Regions from separate parts of the Homo sapiens genome. Here region 1 is linked to region 2. Evidence: read pairs that join two places in POLR2A ChIA-PET (ENCODE). Cell type or tissue: K562. All regions are shown on one strand. Links, peaks and the distances in the headings refer to the core of each region. The heading gives the core; the rest is flanking DNA. Region 1 has its middle 7.5 kb from the start of MAVS. Region 2 has its middle 11 kb from the start of RNF24.

Region 1 (10,459 bases), core at 1,104-9,103, 190 kb before region 2:
TACAAAAATAAGCCAGGAATGGTGGTACACGCCTGTAATCCCAGCTACTTAGGCGCAGTCTCGGCTCACTGCAATCTCCACGTCCCGGGTTCAAGCGATTCTACTGCCTCAGCCTCCTGAGTAGCTGGGATTACAGGTGCACACCACCATGCCTGGCTAATTTTTGTATTTTTAGTAGAGACGGGGTTTCACCATGTTAGCCAGGCTGGTCTCGGACTCCTGACCTCAAGTGATCCACCCACCTCAGCCTCCCAAAGTGCTGGGATTACAAGCGTGAGCCACCACACACCTGGCCATCACTTGCTTTTTTCACTCACCAGTGTATCCTGGATATTTTTGTCATAGCACTACAGAGACAGCATCTGTATTCTTTTAAGTTCTTATCCATCATGTGGCTAGATTATAGTTAATTTAGCAAACCTAAAAGTTATTGTGAACTACCATATTTCACATTTACAAAAAGGTGCTTAGAATTATATAATGAGCATCCAAGTACCTGTCATTTCATTTAAGAAATAAAAACCAGCTGGGTGTGGTGGCTCACGCCTGTAATCCCAGCACTTTGGGAGGCCGAAGTGGGCAGATCACCTGAGGTCGGGAGTTTGAGACCAGCCTGACCAACATGGAGAAACCCTGTCTCTACTAAAAATACAAAATTAGCTGGATGTGGTGGTGCATGCCTGTAATCCCAGCTACTTGGGAGGCTGAGGCAGGAGAATCACTTGAACCCGGGAGGCAGAGGTTGTGGTGAGCTTAGATCGCGCCATTGCACTCAGCCTGGGCAACAAGAGTGAAACTATGTCTCCAAAAACAGAAACAAAAAAGAAATAAAACCCAGCATTACCTCATTATTTTAGGCTTTTATTTTCATGAACTGTTTCCTTCTGTTTTCATTTAGTATATCCATACCTCTTTAGGGGTGCTTAAGTCATTTGTTTGCAGTCTTAGAAAATGACATTAGTCTTTAAGTTATGAATTTTCCTATGATACAGCTTTAGTTGTATCCCATATGTTCTGATGTGGTGTTTTCACTGTTGACATTTTCTAGAAATCTGTAGTTTCACTTTTTTTCCTTCTTAATTCCCTATTTTTACATGACTTCGTGAGAACAATATTTTTGAGTTCTTGTATGTTAAAAAATTATTTTTGGCTGGGCACGGTGGCTCATGCCTGTAATCCCGGCACTTTGGGAGGCCAAAGAGGGTGGATCACCTGAGGTCAGGAGTTTGAGACCAGCCTGGCTAACATGGTGAAACCCTGTTTCTGCTAAAAATACGAAAAATTAGCTGGGCGTGGTGGCACATACCTGTAATCTCAGCTATTTGGGAGGCTGAGGCAGGAGAATCACTTGAACCCAGGAGATGGAAGTTGCAGTGAGCCGAGATTGCGCCATTGCACTCCAGCCTGGGTAACAAGAGCGAAACTCTGTCTAAAAAAAAAAAAATCTTTTTAGAGCCTTTATACTTGATCTTTCTGCCTGAGTGCCCCAAAGATTCATCTTTACATTTCAGTAACATTATTAGAATGTATCTCATAGTGCAAACATAGTGTGTTTATTCTTTTTTTTTTTTTTTTTTTGACGGAGTTTCGCTCTTGTTGCCCAGGCCGAAGTGTGCAATGGCTCGATCTCGGCTCACCGCAACCTCCACCTCCCAGGTTCAAGCAATTCTCCTGCCTCAGCCTCCCGAGTAGCTGAGATTACAGGCATGCGCCACCATGCCCGTTTAATTTTGTATTTTTAGTAGAGATGGGGTTTCTCCACGTTGGTCAGGCTGGTCTCAGACTCCCGACCTCAGGTGATCCGCCCGCCTCGGCCTCCCAAAGTGCTGGGATTACAGGCGTGAGCCAACACGCCCGGCCCATACTGTGTTTTTTCAAAAGTAGATTGAAGTCCTTTTTTACTTCAGAAGTATTTTCCAGAATTATATCTTATTTTTATTTGTTTTTGAGACGGAGTCTTGCTCTGTCGCCAGGCTGGAGTGCGGTGGCGCAATCTCAGCTCACTGCAGCCTATGCCTTCAGAGTTCAAGCGATTCTCCTGCCTCAGCCTCCTGAGTAGCTGGGACTACAGACACACACCACCATGCCCAGCTAATTTTTGTATTTTTGGTAGAGACGGGGTTTCACCATGTTGGCCAGGATGGTCTCGATCTCTTGACCTCTTGATTTGCCCACCTCAGCCTCCCAATGTATATCTTTAAATAGGTATTGTATTTCATTGTTTCTGTCTCATCTAGGAATTCCAATTATGCACTAGTTGGCTCTTCTTTGCCTATCAATTGTAGCTATATTGTCCCCACCCCTTTAATCCTTTTAATTTGGCGCATCTCAGAAAGCACTAGAAAAGAAAAACTGCTTCCTGAAGATGTATCTCTTACTTGCAGTAAAGTAGGGACTACAATGTAGCTCCGTAGGGAAGACCCACTTTAGTTTAACTAAGGAGAGAGGCTGCAAGCTGTGAAATTCAGGAGGTTCACTTGTGTGACTCACGTCTATGCCTTCTGGTCAGTTCCAGGTCCTCCACCATTATGGAATTGCTCCATCCCTTAGTGTGCAAATGGAAGTTCCTGAGTCCTCATCCTACCTGCAATGGGATGCCTAGTACTCCAGCATTTCTGGGCTTCTCAAGGGGACGTATGTCTCCTAGGCATTATGTACATTAGCTTTCTGCTTCTATGGCATTGTCAGTCTCACTTGGGGTCAGGACATACGGCTCTTCTCCCTGCCCTGCTGTCTGTCTAAACGAAGATCTTTTCCTCGATGTCCCTAAAGAAACAGACATTTGGGTATAGCCAACTGTTAGAAGAATTTAGGGGGATAGAGGAGAGTCATCTTACAGAATGACAGAGCAAAAAAACTTACAATTGATTGTTACATGCTACCTTTCCCCTGAGTCTCTTGCCCATTCCACCCAGTGGGGTTTCCCCACTCCTAGTCTCCTCCTGGGGCCTCAGCTTCTCATCAGCTTTCACGCTACTCCTTATTTTTAAACTGTTTTCAGGCTGGGTACAGTGGCACATGCCTATAATCCCAGCACTTTGAGAGGCCGAGGCAAAAGGATCGCTTGAAGCCAGGAGTTTGAGAGCAGCCTGGGCAACAAAGCGAGATCCTATCTTAATAAAATTGTATTTTTAAAAGCTTTTTTTTTTTCTTTTTTTGAGATGAGGTCTCACTCTGTTGCCCAGGCTGGGGTGCAATGGCATGATCTCGCCTCACTGCAACCTCTGCCTCCCAGGCTCAGGCAATTTTCCCACCTCGGCCCCTCAGGCTTCCGAGTAGCTGGGACCACCGGCATGTGCCACCAAGCCTGGCTAATTTTCTTTTCTTTTTCTTTCTTTTTTCTTTTTTTTTTTTGTGAGACGGAGTTTCGCTTTTGTTGCCCAGGCTGGAGTGCAATGGCGCTATCTCGGCTCACCGCAATCTCCGCCTCTCGGGTTCAAGCGATTCTTCTGCCTCAGCCTCCTGAGTAGCTGGAATTACAGGCATTGCCTGACTAATTTTGTATTTTTAGTAGAGATGGGGTTTCTCCATGTTGGTCAGGCTGGTCTCGAACTCCCGACCTCAGGTTATCCGCCCACCTTGGCCTCCCAAAGTGCTGGGATTACAGGTGTGAGCCACCATGCCTGGCCCTAGCTAATTTTCTTTTTGTACTTTTGGTAGAGACAGGGTTTTGCCATGTTGCCCAGGCTGGTCTCAAACTTCTAAGCTCAAGTAATCTGCCTGCCTCGGCCTCCCAAAGTGCTGGGATTACAGGGGTGAGTCTCTGCACCCAGCCAAAAAGAGCTTTTTTCTTTTCTTTTCTTTTTTTGGAGAGATGGGATCTCTCTCTTTTGCCCAGGCTGGAACTCTTCAGCTCAAGCAATCCTCCGGCCTCATCCTCCTGTGTAGCTGGGGCTACATTCCTTTTCATTTTTTTTAATTAAAAAATTGTGGGGTTTTTTTTGGCCAGGCACAATGGCTCACGCCTGTAATCCCAGCATTTTGGGAGGCTGAGGCGGGTGGATCACCTGAGGTCAGGAGTTGGAGACCAGCCTGGCCAACATGGTGAAACACTGTCTCTACTAAAAATACAAAAATTAGCCAGGCGTGGTGGTGCATGCCTGTAATCCCAGCTACTAGGGAGGCTGAGGCAGGAGAATTGCTTGAACTCAGGATGCGGAGGTTGCAGTGAGCCGAAATTGCGCCACCGCACTCCAGCCTGGGCGACAAGAGCAAGACTCGATCCTAAAAAAAAAGAAAATTGTTGTTTTTTTCTTTTTTATTGTAAAATATACCTAACATTAAAAAGACCATTTAACCATTTTTAAGTGTAGAATCTGGTGGCATTAAGCACATTCACAATGTTATGTCCATTATTTTTATTTTATTTTTTATTTTTGAGACAAAGTCTCGCTCTTGTCACGCGGGCTGGAGTGCAATGGCGCAATCTTGGCTCACTGCAACCTCCACCTCCTGGGTTCAAGTGATTCTCCTGCCTCAGTCTCCCGAGTAGCTGGGATTATAGGCGCCTGCCATCACGCCTGGCTAATTTTTTTATTTTTAGTGGAGATGGAGTTTCACCATATTAGCCAGGCTGGTCTCGAACCCCTGACCTCAGGTGATCCACCCGCCTCAGCCTCCCAAAGTGCTGGGATTACAGGTGTGAGCCACCGTGCCCGGCCAATGTTGTGTCCATTTCTAAAATTTTTTTTTATCGTTTGAAACAGAAACTCCGCAGCCATCAGGCACTCACTGCCCACACTTCCTTCTTTGCTCTCTGACCACTCGCGCCCCATTTCATTCCTGTTCATTTCTCATTTCCTTCTTATACTGACCAGTTCAGGTCTTCCCTCTCCCATCAGCTTGGTTCCAGGCCTACCTTTTGATATCATAGCTGTGCCCACTAAAAAAAGAGAAAGAAAAATGCAGACCTGAAGCTCCACCGTTAGCATCTCAAAGCATGTTTTCAACTCCGCTTTGAAATTACAGACTCAAGGAACACGATGAAACTCGTGGGCAAGACCTCCTTCCCCACTGATGTCTGTCTGTTCTGAAGGGGGCCACAGAAAGACATATCCTTCTGGAGATGAATTATGCATTTTCCTTAAGAGGCACATAGAGCTTTACCAACTTTTTCAACAACGTTCCCCCGCTACATAGTCTTTCTTTTGTGTTATTTAGTTTACCATTTCTTTTTTCCATCTTGTTATAACCTCCACGAGTTGTGTCTCTTTTGTTTTCTACATTATACCCAACGGCTAGCACATAACAGGCACCCAATATATACTGAACGAACTAAGGAATGAATGAAGGAATGAATGAATAGGTGGCTTATAGGAAACCCCTGGGGCCAGGGACTCTGCAACATCACCATGTAACTTTTTCTTTGTGCTGAGAAGCAGAGAGAAACAATAGAAGATATCTCTTAATCTCTCAAGGATGCTACTCCCAGGACTGCTTGCAATTTCCGAGGAGATAAGCCACAAGTTACAGAAAGGAAGCAGCTGTGTAGGGCCTGCAAGTTTCCTGCTGCAAGTCACCCTATGTTCAGAAGTTACCCTGGCTGGGCCAGGCATGGTGGCTCACGCCTGTAATCCCAGCACTCTGGGGAGGCTGAGGCAGGTGGATTGCTTGAGTCCAGGAGTTTGAGACCAGCCTGGGCAACATGGAGAAACCCCATCTATACAAAAAATTAGCTGGGTGTGGTGGCATGAGCCTGTAGTCCCAGCTACTTGGGAGGCTGAGGTGGAAGAATCACCTGAGCCCAGGGGGTCAAGGCTGTAGTAAGCCAAGATCACGCCACTGCACTCCAGCCTGGGCAACCAGAGTGAGACCCTGTCTCGAAAAAAAAAAAAAAAAAAAGAAGGAAGGAAGGAGAAAGAGAAAGAGAGAAAAGAAAAAAAAGAAAAAGTTACTCTGACTTTCTACACTGCTTTTAATGAATAGAAATTTATCTTTCCCCTCAGTGTTCTGGAAGAGTTTACAAATATGATTGAGGGGCTGGGCACCGTGGCTCACGCCTGTAATCCCAACACTTTCGGAGGCTAAGGCAGGCAGATCACCTGAGGTCAGGAGTTCGAGACCAGCCTGGCCAACATGGTGAAACCCCGTTTCTACTAAAAATAAAAAATTAGCTGGGTGTAGTGGCGCACACCTGTAATCCCAGCTAATTGGGAGGCTGAAACACAAGAATTACTTGAACCCAGGAGGCGGAGGTTGCAGTGAGCCACAGTCGTCCCACTGCACTCCAGTCGCTGCACTCTCGCCAAAAACAAAAACAAATAAATATGATTGAGTATTACCATAGGCTCTGGTTCCTGCCCTGAGGGAAGGTGAGTTAAAAAGCAGTCAGAGGCCGGGCATGGTGACTCACGCCTGTAATCCCAGCACTTTGGGAGGCTAAGGCAGGAGGATAGCCTGAGGTCAGGAGTTTCAGACCAGCCTGGCCAACATGGTGAAACCCTGTCTCTCCTAAAAATACAAAATTGGCCGGATGTGGTGGTGCACACCTGTAATCCCAGCTACTCAGAGCCTGAGGCAGGAAAATTGCTTGAACCCAGGAAGTGGAGGTTGGAGGTGGAGGTTGCAGTTAGATGAGATCGTGCCATTGCACTTCAGCCTGGGCTAAAAGAGTCTCAAAAAAAAAAAAGCAGTCAAAGCAGTAAGAGGTCTAATGTGCTTCAAAACTGTAGTTTCAGCACTTTGGGAATCCAAAGTGGGAGGACTGCTGGAGCCCAGGAGTTTGGGACCAGCCTGTGTAACATAGCAAGACCCTGTCTCTACAAAAAATAAATTTAAAAAGAGCCAGTGGTGGCCGGGCGCGGTGGCTCATGCCTGTAATCCCAGTACTTTGGGAGGCCGAGGCGGGCGGATCACGAGGTCAGGAGATCGAGACCATCCTGGCTAACACGGTGAAACCCATCTCTACTAAAAATACAAAAAATTAGCCGGGCATAGTGGCAGGTGCCTGTAGTCCCAGCTACTCGGGAGGCTGAGGCAGGAGAATGGCATAAACCTGGGAGGCAGAGCATGCAGTGAGCCAAGATAGCGCCACTGCACTCCAGCCTGGGTGACAGAGCGAGACGCCGCCTCAAAAAAAAAAAAAAAAAGGCCAGTGGTATGTGCTTGTCGTCCTAGCTACTTGTGAGGCTGAGGCGGGAGGATCAGTAGCTCAGAAGGAACTCCAGAACTGAGTTCTGAACAAGTGAAGCTTCAGATGCAGTGATGCGATCATGGCTCACTGCAACCTCCACCTCGACCTCCTGGGCTCAATTGATCCTCCCGCCTCAGCCTCCCAGGTAGCCGAGACTAGAGGAGCGTGCCACCATGCCTGGCTAATTTTTTGTACTTTTCATAGAGATAGGGTTTTGCCATGTTGCCCAGGGTGGTCTCTGATTCCTGGGCTCAAGCAATTCTCCTGCTTCAATCTGCCAAAATGCTGGGATTACAGGTGTGAGCATCATGCCAGGCCTTGGGAACTTTTGGGGAAATGGAAATATTCTAGATGTTGATCTGGATGCTGGTGTCACACCCATTTACTTGGATAAAAATGAATCAAGTCCTCACGCCTGTAATCCCAGCACTTTGGGGGTGGAGGCGGGTGGATCACCTGAGGTCAGGAGTTTGAGACCAGCCTGGCTAACATGGTGAAACCCTGTCTCTACTAAAAAAAAAAAAAAAAAAAACCCACAAAAATTAGCCGGGCATGGTGGTGGGTGCCTGTAATCCCAGCTACTCGAGACGCTGTGGTAGGAGAATCCTTTGAACCCAGGAGGCAGAGGTTGCAGTGAGCTGAGATCACGCCACTGCACTCCAGCCTGGCGACAGAGCAAGACTCCATCTCAAAAAAAAAAAAAAAAAAAAAAAAAGGGAGAGCCGGGTGCGGTGGCTCACGCCTGTAATCCCAGCACTTTGTGAGGCCAAGGCAGGTGGATCACAAGGTCAGGAGATCGAGACCATCCTGGCCAACATGGTGAAACCCCGTCTCTACTAAAAATACAAAAATTAGCTGGGTGTGGTGGAGCATGCCTGTAATCCCAGCTACTCAGGAGGCTGGGGCAGGAGAATCGCTTGAACCAGGGAGTTGGAGGTTGCAGTGAGCCAAGATCATGCCACTGTACTCCAGCCTGGTGACAGAGTGAGACTCCGTCTCAAAAAAAAAAAAAAAAAAAAGAGTCAAGTCATACACTTAAGTTTGATATATTTCACTGAATGTAAACTGTGCTTCAAGAAACAAAACCCTTCCATGCACAAAACACCTAGGGTGACATCTGTTTCCTGCACTGAATATCTGATTTTGGGAGAGGAGCCCTAGGACAAGAGACAGCAAGAGGGGCTGAGAGCAAGCAGGGCACCAGAAGCTGGGAGCGTGGAGGGACGTGACCAGGGAGAAGTCCCCTGTGTTGGGGGAGGCCTGTGAATTTTAGGAACTCTGATATCTAACTCTCAAGGCATGTCCTTGCCAAGCAGCAATACAATTAAGTGTGCCTAATCTTATGGCTCCCACACTTTCAATTGTTCTTCCTGAAACAATTAGATATGAAGCCGCAAGAGCCCAGGCAGGGCTGGATTGATTCTTGAACTAATCAACATTTATGCCCTCTTGGCTAAACTAGGCAGAGTTGGTTTTATTACAGTTCAGATGTGATTAAGCACACTGTATTGTGTCAGCGGCAGGTGACGAGCCACACAGTGTCCTGAGGCCTGATGAAAGGGCTATGCCAACCACAGTCCCAGAGGAGGAGCTGGCTGTAGCAGCGACTGACCCAGGAGCTGAAGTGAGCCAAGCCCCCTCCTCCTGAGACCCCTGAGAGGTAAGGCAGGCTCATGCCAGACCCTATTACGTCCCACATCATGGCTAGAACCAGAACCATCTTACATGGCTGGTCAAGGCAAGGATAACCCCAGGAAGTCAGAGGACTTGGAGACTCTGTATTGTAGGAAAAAAAAAAAATACTAGAAAAGACACTGGAGCGTCACCAGCAGTCACCCCTGGATGGTGGCATTATTATTATTAGTAGTATTTTTTTTGAGATGGAGTCACTCTGTCGCCCAGGCTGGAGTGCAGTGGCATGATCTTGGCTCACTGTAACCTCCGTTTCCTGGGTTCAGGCAATTCTCCTGCCTTAGTCTCCTGAGTAGCTGGGATTACAGATGTGTGCCACCATGACTGGCTAATTTTTGTAGATGGTGGCATTATGAATATGGATTTTGGTTTTCATCATCAAATATTTCTGTTTTCCCCACATTAGCTGTAAACAGTATATATTTTTGGTAAATTAAGTTGAAAGAATGAAAAAATTAAAATAGTATAAAGAATATCTGTTTAAGTGCAGTGGAGTGTGCCTGTGGTCCTAGCTACTTCGGAGGCTTAGATGGAAGGATTGCTTGAGCCCAGGAGTTCAAGACCAACCAGAGCAATGTAGCAAGACTGTGTCTGTTTTATTTTAAAAATAAATAAATAAAACATAAAGAATAACTGTTTAAAATACTATTCAAAATGAAGTCATAAAGGAGGGGATTATGTTTTTTAGTCATAGTTCCCTCAAGGGCTCAGACCGGAGAACATAACCGAGTTTGGAGCCCTCTGGCACTGTCTTTGCGCCTGACCTCTGCTCTCCAGGGGGTGACGTGAGCTGGTGGGTGCTGAGTCATCATGGGTGGGTCACAGCCTCCCTCGGAGGCCTGGAGATGGGCCTGTCTGTGCTGAACTTTACTGGGCAGGGGGCAGCTCCAAGGCCCTCACTGGGGGCAGCCTAGAGCATAGATCACTCTCTGGACTTGCTCTTCTCCTAATAAATGGACAGTGATCAATGAATTACACCCATGAAATAGGGTGGGATGCAATAAGAAATAAAAGATAATATAAATAGCCAGATAGGGTCAAAAGATGATTTATTTTACTTTATATTTTTGAAATAATTTCAGATTTACAACATAGTTGCAAAAATAATGCAAATGTTTACATCTTACATAACCCAGTACAATGATCCTAACACTGACAGATTGTTGTTGTTGTTGTTAATTTGAGACAGAGTTTCACTGTTGTTGCCCAAGCTGGAGTGCAATGGTGCGATCTCGGCTCACTGCCGCCTCTGCCTCCCGGGTTCAAGCGATTCTCCTACCTCAGCCTCCTGAGTAGCTGGGATTGCAGGTGCCCACCACCATGCCTGGCTGATTTTTGTATTTTTAGTAGAGACAGGGTTTCACCATGTTGTCCAGGCTGGTTTCAAACTCCTGACCTCAGGTGATCCACCCACCTCGGCGTCCCAAAGTGCTGGAATTAGAGGCGTGAGCCACCATGCCCAGCTAGATTATTGTTAACTGATCCAAAAGCCTTATTTGGATTTCACCTGAAGTCCTTTTTCTGTTTCAGGATCCAACCCAGGTTCCCATATTGCATTCAGTTGTCATGTCACTTTGGTGTCCTTTTCTCTGGAGCAGTCTCTCAGTCTCCTTGTTTTTCCTGACCTTGAAATTT
Region 2 (10,459 bases), core at 1,499-9,498:
GGCTGGTCTTGAACTCCCGACCTCACGTGATCCACCTGCCTTGGCCTCCCAAAGTGCTGGGATTACAGGCATGAGCCACCGCGCCTGGCCCTCTTTTCTTTTCTTTTCTTTTTTTGAGACAGAGTCTCACTCTTGTCACCCAGGCTGGAGTGCAGTGGCGCCATCTAGACTCATTGCAACCTCTGCCTCCTGGTTGTTCAAGTGATTCTTGTGCCTCAGCCTCCTGAATAGTTGGGATTACAGGCGTGTGCCACCATGCCCAGCTAAATTTTGTATTCTTAGTAGAGACAGGGTTTTGCCATGTTGGCCAGGCTGGTCTCAAAATCCTGGCCTTGAGTGATCTGCCCAGCTCAGCCTCCCAGAGGGTACTTTCAAGTTACATCTATGGAACAAAGCAAGCCGCTCTGCTAAGCTCCTCCAGTTATTGATTACACAACCCCCACAGCTGTGACCACCATTTGGCTACCACCATCATCACAGCTTCTGCCCCTCCAATTTCCCCCAGCCAATTATATCACTGCCTTTTCTCTCTGCTAGGTTCTGTTAGGCCTGAGCTTTAAAGAGAAAGGAATAAAGTGGAATGATATATCTTTGCCCATAACTCATTCTAGGAAAAAGGAACTATGCTGGTTTTCTTTTTCCTCCATTTCAACCTATCCAATCTACCCAAATAGTTCCCAATCATTATCACCTCATCCCAAAGCAACAGACGGGAAAGAGGAACAGGGCAAGAAAGCAGACAGGCTTTCTGGAGTGACTTTTATCCCCACAGAGTCATAGATGCAGAGTTGGAAGAGATGAATTCTCTCATTTGGGAGATAAGGACACCATGCAGATAAAGAGACTCTGTATCTTCTGCTTTTCCTGCTGCTGCAGTGCTTCCTCCAGGCAGGCTTCCTTAGTTTTTCTTGGCTTCCTACCCTTCCAACCTACGCCATCATAATCTGGACTCCAGCCCTTTATTCCCTCAAAGGCTGACTCAGGCCATGACTGAGGGAAGAAGCTTGGATTCTGTAGTGGAACAGCATTGTCCATGGGGAGACACGGCTTCCATCCCAGGCCTTTGGTTCCATTACTTAGTTTCTCACTTGCCTGTCTGTCATCCAAAGGGGCTCACAAGGAGGGGAATGCAGGGAGGAGACATCTCCCTAATACCATTGGAGTTTTTTTCCAGGTTAAGATGGTGCATTGAATCCACCCATCTACTTTTGCTCCTCCCAAAACTCACTAAAACTATTATAAAGGGATTTTGTTTAAAGACACAAACTCATGAGGACAGAGAGAACAGAGTAGACAATAGTGGGGGAAAAATAAGTTGGAAGATAGAAAACAGATGGGTGAGTGGTAATCGACTCAGCAGCCCCAAGAAAGCTGAAACCCAGGGAAAGTTAAGAGTAGCCCTATTTTCATGGCAAAATCCAAGGGGGGGTGGGGAAAGAAAGAAAAACAGAAAAAAAAATGGGAATTGGCAGTCCTAGATATCTCTGGTACTGGGCAAGCCAAAGAATCAGGATAACTGGGTGAAAGGTGATTGGGAAGCAGTTAAAATCTTAGTTCCCCTCTTCCACTCTCCGAGCAGCAGGTTTCTCTCTCTCATCAGGCAGAGGGCTGGAGATTTCACCTCCGGAGAGAGTAAAAAGGAGGATCTCTGGGCTGGGGCACCAGGCGTGGCTGAGGACAAAGGTGGCATGTGGAGAACAGGGGCGTTAAGTGACTATTTCCTCACTGCATGCTGAGAACCTCAGCTTTCTTCTCTGATCACTTCCCAAATCACTGGCAGCTACTCTCCACCTCTCTTCTCTGAGCACTCTGACCAGCCAAAAGGGAAAGAATGAAGGATACTGGCATTCAGATTTCCAGTAAACGACCATCCATGTCTCCCTACGGTGAATCACAGTTGACAAGCCCAGTTCCTGCACTCAGGGTTTTTCATAGTCCTTTACTCTTAATCAAGAGCAGAGAGCTAAAGATTATGTCTTAGGTTCCCTAGAAACAGAAGCTGTGATGCAGATTCAGATGCATGCGATTTATTGCGGGCGGGCCCTCAGAAGAAGCTCCTTTTTCCACCTCCAGAAAGAGCATGGAAAGGAACTGAGCAAGGATGTGGTCTTGGCTGGAGTCTAGCCTCAGTCTGACCCACAGGGAGCCCTGGAGCATGAATTGCACCACAGGGTTGATCTCACCTTGAAGCAAGAGGGCCAGCTTTTGTATCCATATATTGATCAATCACTGGCTGTGGGCTGCCAGGGAGGAAGCCATGAATTCCCAGGCAAGGTAGTTCCTACTTGAGGACAATTCTTTAGATAAAGTGGCAGCTCTGGTCTATTTATGACCGAGATTTATAGCAGCTGAAGGTATGGGCAGAACACCAATAACATCTACTGTAGATTACCAGATTACCAAATATCTGAGGAAAGCTGCTAACATGGAAGATAGAAAATAAATAACAATAAAAACAAGTCAAAACAAGCAAGCAAACTAATAATTAAAATAAACAGAAAAAGGCAAGTTGGAGGAAACCAAGATTTATTTTTAAGAATAAGAGGTGATAGGCAGTTCGGCGGTCCAGTGGGTCTGTCTCTTGCTTCAACAGTGTTTGGACGGAACAGATCCGGGGACGGTCTTCCAGCCTCCGACCGCCCTCCAATTTCCTCTCCACTTGCAACCTCCGGGACCATCTTCTCGGCTATCTCCTGCTTCTGGGACCTGCCAGCACCGTTTTTGTCGTTAGCTCCTTCTTGGCGACCAACCATGAGCTCCCAGATTCGTCAAAATTATTCCACCGACGTGGAGGCAGCCGTCAACAGCCTGGTCAATTTGTACCTGCAGGCCTCCTACACCTACCTCTCTCTGGGCTTCTATTTCGACCGCGATGATGCGGCTCTGGAAGGCGTGAGCCACTTCTTCCGCGAATTGACCGAGGAGAAGCGCGAGGGCTACGAGCGTCTCCTGAAGATGCAAAACCAGCGTGGCGGCCGCGCTCTCTTCCAGGACATCAAGAAGCCAGCTGAAGATGAGTGGGGTAAAACCCCAGATGCCATGAAAGCTGCCATGGCCCTGGAGAAAAAGCTGAACCAGGCCCTTTTGGATCTTCATGCCCTGGATTCTGCCCACATGGACCCCCATCTCTGTGACTTCCTGGAGACTCACTTCCTAGATGAGGAAGTGAAGCTCATCAAGAAGATGGGTGACCACCTGACGAACCTCCACAGGCTGGGAGGCCCAGAGGCTGGGCTGGGCGAGTATCTCTTCGAAAGGCTCACTCTCAAGCACGTCTAAGAGCCTTATGAGCCCAGCGACTTCTGAAGGGCCCCTTGCAAAGTAATAGGGCTTCTGCCTAAGCCTCTCCCTCCAGCCAATAGGCAGCTTTCTTAACTACCCTAACAAGCCTTGGACCAAATGGAAATAAGGCTTTCTGATGCAAAAAAAAAAAAAAAAAAAAAAAAAAAAAGAATAAGAGGTGATATTACACCCATGAAACAAGAATAAGATGCTATTTTGAGACAAGAAACAAAAAATAAGCTTTAAAATAAACACACACACATACACACACATACACACAACAGCAGAAATGAAAAATTCAATGGATGGCTTGAGAAAAATGTCTAGAATATCTCACAGAAAATAGATCTGAAAGACAAAACAATGAAAAACAGGAAAGAAAAGATGAGGAATGTAGGGGGAATAGTCCAAAAGGTTTAACATCTGAATAACAAGCATTTCAGAAAAGGAGGGAAGGAAATCATCAATGTGATAATTCAAGAAAAATTTCCCAAATTGAAAAACATAAATTGCCAGGTCAAAAGGGCTCACCGTTTGCCTAGTTTAACCAAGGCACATAATTGTGAAATTTCACAGCCCTAAGGATAAAGAGATGATTCCACAAGCTTGAACAAATAAAAGAATAAGTCATATACTAAGTCTTAAGAATCAGCATGGCTCCAGACTTCTCTTCACTGGAATTGTTCCAGCAACACTGGAAGGTAGAATACTAGAGTAATATCTTCAAAATTCTGAAGAAAAATTGTTTCCAATCTAGAATTCTATATACAGTGAAACAATCAAGAAATGAGTGGAATGAAGACAATTTCAGATATGCACATCCCATGTTTCCTTTTCTGGGAAGTAATTTAAGGATGTGCTCCACCAAACCAAGGGAGTAACCCAAAGAAAAAGACACAACATGTGGGAAATGGGAGATCCAACACAGGGGAGAGGGATGAGGAATCCCTATGAGGCTGAGATGATGAAACTTGGAGGATTGGAGCAGAGAGACTCAAGAGATAGATATGTTAAAGACTGTCATCACCAAAGTGACTACTGTCATATTGCCATCTTTATAGCCACTTTTTGTTAGAAGCACAGACTTTTGAGGTAAATTAGATAAAGGACAGAGATCCCACATACTGTTGGAAAGAGGACTGGCCTAATACTGTTGAGGCTTGGGTTCTAGTCCTGACTTACTCTTGAAGTAGGTATAAGATCTGGGTATGTCATTTTTCCTCCCTGGATCTCAGGATTATCCTCTCTACATGTCAAGGATAGGCTAAGTGAATTACATGTATTTTTAAGGCTATTGTGCCTTAGTGACATGTATTCTTCATGGCACTGTATACGGTTATATGGCTTTTGAAAATGCAGAGTCATGTAACTACCTCCACAGTCATGCTACAGAACAGTTGCATCACCCCCCAAAAATCTCTCATAGCTCCCCTTTGCAGTCAGCCTCTTGCCTCCCCCTTAACCCTGTCAACCACTGACCTTTTCTCCCTCCCTATAGTCTTACCTTTTCTAGAACGTTAGATAAATGCAGTCATACAGTATGAAGCCTTTCAGATCTGGTTTCTTTCATTTAACACAGTGCATTTAGTTTTATGCACTAACCAGCAATTACCACTGATCTTGTTTTCAGTTCTCTCCCAAAGCAGATGCTAAGACAAGAATTCAAGTGCAAGTAGTTTATGTGGGAGGTGATCTCAGGAAGCACCAGTTAGCGGAGTGAGACAGGGAAGGGAAAGAAGCCAATACAGGATATGTCAGCAAGCAAGCTACCACTGTGGGAAACAAGCTCACCCTGCTGGAGACTCTGGGATCCAGTGCAGAGCACACATCTCAGCTCTATCCAGCCCAAGGAGCGAAAAAGCTGGGATTTTTATCTACCAACTCCCTGTCCATCAGTGGTTGAGTGCTACTTCTTAGGGCCTTCACTCTCCAGCACTTCTGGCTTGCCCTGTGCACAGACCAAGCATGTTCCTGTGACTAGAAATAAAAGCCCCCAGGCAGAAAGCAACAGATGTTCACATTAAGCAGCTTTCCATGTGCAGGGGCGAATGCCAAGGGTGATGTGTAAGACACTGGCAGCGTCAGCTGCTTCCAACCCAACCCAAATATTTTTATTGTTGTATGTGAAGGGAAGCAAATATATACTATAAATTCTTAAATTCATTCTGCTGGATAAAGAGAGAAAAGTCCTGGATTTCTTCTCAATAGGCCAATTTTAAAGGCTACTTTTCATATATAGGATGGGCAAAGCACTTTTAAAAACATTTATCTTAGATTTTCACTGTATTTATGGTTTACAAGGGTGCTTTGCATGTAAAACTTAATGTTTAAATAGCACAAGCTCATACAGTCCATATTCAATCCCTCGATTATTAATACAAAACTCAATTCAAGCAAAGACAAAGGATATAACAGAAGCTAAATCCAACTTGTGAATAATGAGAATAATTGATTTGTTTAGGTTCTATTATTCAGAAAGTTATGTCTTTGTTTTTTTTTTTTTTTTTTTTTTTCCAGGCAGGGTCTTGCCCTGTAGCCCAAGTTGGAGAGCAGTGGCACAATTATGGCTCACTGCAGCCTTGACCTCCAGGGCTCAAGGATCCCCATGTAGCTGGGACCAGAGGCACACGCCACCATGCCTGGCTAATTTTGGTATTATTTTTTGTAGAGATGGGGTTTTGCCATGTTGCCCAGGCTGGTCTCAAACTCCTGGGCTCATGCAATCCACCTGCCTTGGCCTCCCAAAGTGCTGGGATTACATGCGTGAGCCACTGCGCCCAGCCAGAATGTTATGTTTTAAATTTATCTGTGTTATCAGTTGGGTCTCTTTGCTTCTTTAAAGAAAATTTAATATTTAAATTAACTTTTTTTTTTTGAGATGGAGTCTTGCTCTGTTGCCCAGGCTGGAGCGCAGTGGCGCGATCTTGGCTCACAGCAACCTTTGCCTCCTGGGTTCAAGCAATTCTCCTGCCTCAGCCTCCCGAGTAGCTGGGATTACAGGCATATGCCACCATGCCTGGCTAATTTTTGTATTTTCAGTAGAGACGGGGTTTCGCCATGTTGGCCAGGCTGGTCTCGAACTCCTGATCTCAGGTGACCCACCCACCTCGGCTTCCCAAAGTGTTGGGATTACAGGCATGAGCCACTGCGCCCTGCGATTAACTTATTTTTTATACATCTAAAATGTACAAGTGCAGTTTTGTTACATGGATATATTGCATGGTGGTAAAGCTTTTAGTTTACCACTGAGATGTATTCTTTGTATCCTGTCTCTGGCAGTCAGCTCACAGTGTATTCTTTGTATCCTGTCTCTGGCAGTCAGCTCACAGAAATCCTCGCTGGCTCCAGCCACACCCAGGATTGTGTGATTCCTTGGGGGCTGGCTGCCGCTCCTGTGTGCCTCTTGACGCCCAGTGTATTCCAAGGTCCTGTGCTGGGCCAGGGGAACTTAGTAGATTATCTAAGGCACTTCTTTATTTTTGGGTTATTCTCAGGTGTGCACAACTCATTCTTTTACTTCCACACTTTGCTGGCTCTTGGCAGCCCTGGCAAGGCTGTCTCAACCTGCCTCATGTGCACACAGCTATCTCTATTTGGGAGTCTAACTGCCACCCTAAGCTCTATCCAGGGTTCTCACTGTACTTACATCCCCCAAACCTGAATGGGTTTCTTCCTTCTTTCCTTCCTTCCTTCCTTCCTTCCTTCCTTCCTTCCTTCCTCTCTTTCTCTCTCTCCTTCCTTCCTTCTCCCTCTCTCTTTCTCTCATCTCTCTCCTTCTCTCTTTCCCCCTCCCTCCCTCCCTCCCTCCCTTCCTTCCTTCTCCCTCTCTCATCTCTCTGTCTTTCTCTCTTCTTCTGTCTTTCCCTTCCTCCCCTCCCCTCCCTCTCTCCCTCCCTCCCTCCTTCCTCCTCCCTTCCTTCCTCCTCCCTTCCTCCCTCCCTCCCTCCCTTCCTTCTTTTCAAGACAGAGTTGCCCAGGCTGGAGCGCAGTAGCACAATCTTGACTCACTGCAACCTCTGCCTCCCAGGTTCAAGCAATTCTCCTGCTTCAGCCTCCTGAGTAGCTGGGATTACAGGTGTCCACTACCATGCCTGGCTACTTTTTGTATTTTTTTGTAGAGATGGGGATTTCACCATGTTAGTCAGGCTGGTCTCAAACTCCTGACCTCAAGTTATCTGCCCACCTCAGCCTCCCAAAGTGCTGCTGGGATTACAGGCATGAGCCACCACACCCGGCCCAAGCTCTTTTCCTTAGACATCCACCATCATGTGACTCTCCTTACTACTGAGTTTGGGGATTTATTCTGTATATGTGGGTGAATGCTTGCTCTCAAATGCATTCTTTCAAATCCGTTATATTGTCTACACCTATATTCCTCTAGGTTTCTTTCTAATGAACTTTCTTTAAAATTTACTTTTAATTTTGAGACAATGGTAGATTCACATGAAGTTATAAGAAATAATACAGAACAATTCTGTATAGCCTTCACCCAGTTTCCCCCAATGGTAACATCTTGCATAACTATACCATAGTATCATAGCCAGGAGATTGACACTGATAACGTCAATCTTATTCCATTTTCCCTAGTTTTATAGGACTTGTGTGTATGCATGTATTTAATTCTATGCAATTATCATATGTATAGATTCGTGTAATCACCACCATAGTTGAGATAAAAAATAGTTCAATCACCACAAGGATCTTTTGTGATGTCCTTTAATTTATTTATATTTATTTATTTATTTATTTTTCTGAGACGGAGTCTCGCTCTGTCGCCCAGGCTGGGGTGCGGTGGCATGGTCTTGGCTCACTGCAACCTCTGCCTCCCAGGTTCAAGCGATTCTCCTGCCTTGGCCCCCCAAGTAGCTGGGACTACAGCCACGTGCCACCACACCCCGCTGATTTTTTGTATTTTTAGTAGAGACGGGGTTTCGCCATGTTGGCCAGGCTGGTCTCAAACCCCTGACCTCGTGATCTGCCCACCTCAGCCTCCCAAAGTGCTGGGATAACAGGCGCGAGCCACTGCGCCCAGCCTTGCCCTTTTATAATCACACCTGCATCCTCCCTCCCGACCCGCCTTTTCCCTAACTGGCAACTATGAATGAGGGTTCTCCATCTGTATAATTTTGTCCTTTCAAAATATTATATAAATGAAATCATGCTGTATGCAACCTTTGAGAACTGGCTTTGTTTACTCAGCATACTACTTCCCTGGAGATTCATCCAAATTGTTGCACGAATCAGTAGTTTGTTCCTTTTTATTGCTGAGTAGTATTACAGGGTATGGATGTTCCACAGTTTGTTTAACCATTCACCTTTTGAAGAGTATCTGGATCATGTCCAGTTTTAAGTGTTACAAAGAGTCAACACAATAAGATAGTGATGAACATTTGTATATGGGTTTTTGTGTGAATATAATTTCTCTGGGATAAATGTCCACGAGTGCAATTGCTAAGTCACATGGAAGTTGCATGTTTAGTTTTGTAAGAAACTACCAAATTGTTTTCCAGAGTGGCTGTGCCATTTTACATTGCCACCAGCAATGTATGAGTGATCTGGTTTCTCTGCATTCTCACCAGCATTTGTTATTGTCATAACTTTTTATTTTAGCTATTCTGATAGGTGTGTAGTAATAACTGATTGTAGTTTTTACTTTGCATTTCTCACGTAATTACTGATGGTGAACTTTTTTTTTCTTATCTCTATTTGCCATCTGTATATTCTATTTAGTGAAATGGCTGGTCATATCTTTTGCCTATTTTCTAAGTGGATTATTTGTGGGATTTTTTTTCCCCTTGAGTTTTGAGAGCTCTGTATGTATTCTAGATAATAGTTCTTTGTTAAACATGTGGTTTGCAAATATTTTCTTTCAGTCTGTGGCTTGTCTTTTCATCAGCTTAAAGGGTCTTTCACAGAGTAAAAGTTTTGATGAAGTTTAAATTATCCAATTTTCCTTTTGTGGATTGCACTTTTGCTGTTAATCCTAAGAACTCTTTGCTTAGCCCTAGATCCTGAAGATTTTCCCCTAAGTTGTTTCCTAAAATGTTTGCATTTATATTTAAGTTCATGTTTCATTTTGAGTTAATTTTTGTATAAGTTGTCACGTTTTGGTTGGAGTTCACTGTTTTGTTTTGCCCTTGGATGTCCAATTGTTACAGTACAATTTGTTGAAAAGGCTATCCTTCCTTCACTGGATTGCTTTTGCACCTTTGTCAAAAATCCGTTGGCACTGGGCAGGGGGCTCACACCTGTAATTCTAGCACTTTGGGAGGTCAAGACATGAAGATCTCTTCAGCTCAGGGGTTTCAGACCAGCCTGTGTAACACAGTGAGACCTCACCTCTATAAAAAATAAACAAAATTAGCCAGGTGTGGTGGTGTGTGCCTGTAGTCCCAGCTACTCAGGAGGCTGAGGTGGGAAGATCGCTTAAGCCAAGCAGGTCAAGGATACGGTGAGCCATGGTCATGCCACTGCACTCCAGACTGGGCAACAGAGTTAGACCCTGTCTCAAAAAAAAAAAATTGTAAAAAAATCAGTTGGCTTATTTGTGTGGATCTATTTCTGGATTCTCTATTCCGTTCCATTGATCTGTGTGTCTATCCCTTTGCCAATATTGCACAGTCTTGATTACTGTAGCTATATAATAACTCTTGAAATTCCTCTTACTTTATTCTTATTTTACGTAATTGCTATATCTATTCTAGGGTCCATGCCTTTTAATATAAATTTTAGAATAAATTAGCCTGTGTCTATAAAAACCCTTTCTGGGGGTTTTGATAGGAATTGTATTAAACTTGGAGATAAATCTTGGGAAAACTTATATCTTTATTATGTTGACTCTTCCAAAATGTAAACAAGGTATGTTTAGCCATTTATTTAGATCTTTAATTTCTTTTACCAGCATTTGCGATTTTTATCATACAGATCCTATATATGTTTTGTTAGATTTGTTCCTAGGTTTTTCTTTTTTTTTTTTTGAGTGATTGAAAACGTTATTGGGTTTTAAATTTCAGTTTCTGTATGTTCAATGCCAGCATATAAAACTGTATGCTGATGTTGTGCGTTGTGAATAAACTCATTTATTAGTTCTAAGAGGTTTTTTTGGTGGGAATTTTCTTGAAATTTTCAATGTAGATCCTCATATCTTCTGCAAATAATGACAGTTTCATTTCTTCCT

Evidence for each region. ChIA-PET counts read pairs that join two places held together with the same protein. Peaks named below come from ENCODE experiments on the same cell type or tissue, not always from the same donor. Only the 100,000 strongest peaks of a DNase experiment are listed, where the experiment ranks them.
Region 1: POLR2A ChIA-PET joins it to region 2 with 5 read pairs; 5 of 35 experiments call an interaction of 5 or more read pairs at or near these places.

Annotation. Positions count from the first base shown.
Region 1 is chr20:3,834,062-3,844,520 of GRCh38, forward strand. No RefSeq gene overlaps it. Among named protein-coding and RNA genes, the nearest start is that of MAVS, 7.5 kb to the right of the region's middle. RefSeq lists an enhancer at 9,556-9,700 and a cis regulatory region at 9,623-9,633. In K562, for the core only: no CTCF peak of the experiment used is centred there; DNase peaks (open chromatin) are centred at 5,450 and 8,460.
Region 2 is chr20:4,021,166-4,031,624 of GRCh38, forward strand. It overlaps the pseudogene FTLP3. Among named protein-coding and RNA genes, the nearest start is that of RNF24, 11 kb to the left of the region's middle. In K562, for the core only: a CTCF peak has its summit at 5,071; DNase peaks (open chromatin) are centred at 4,706 and 5,076.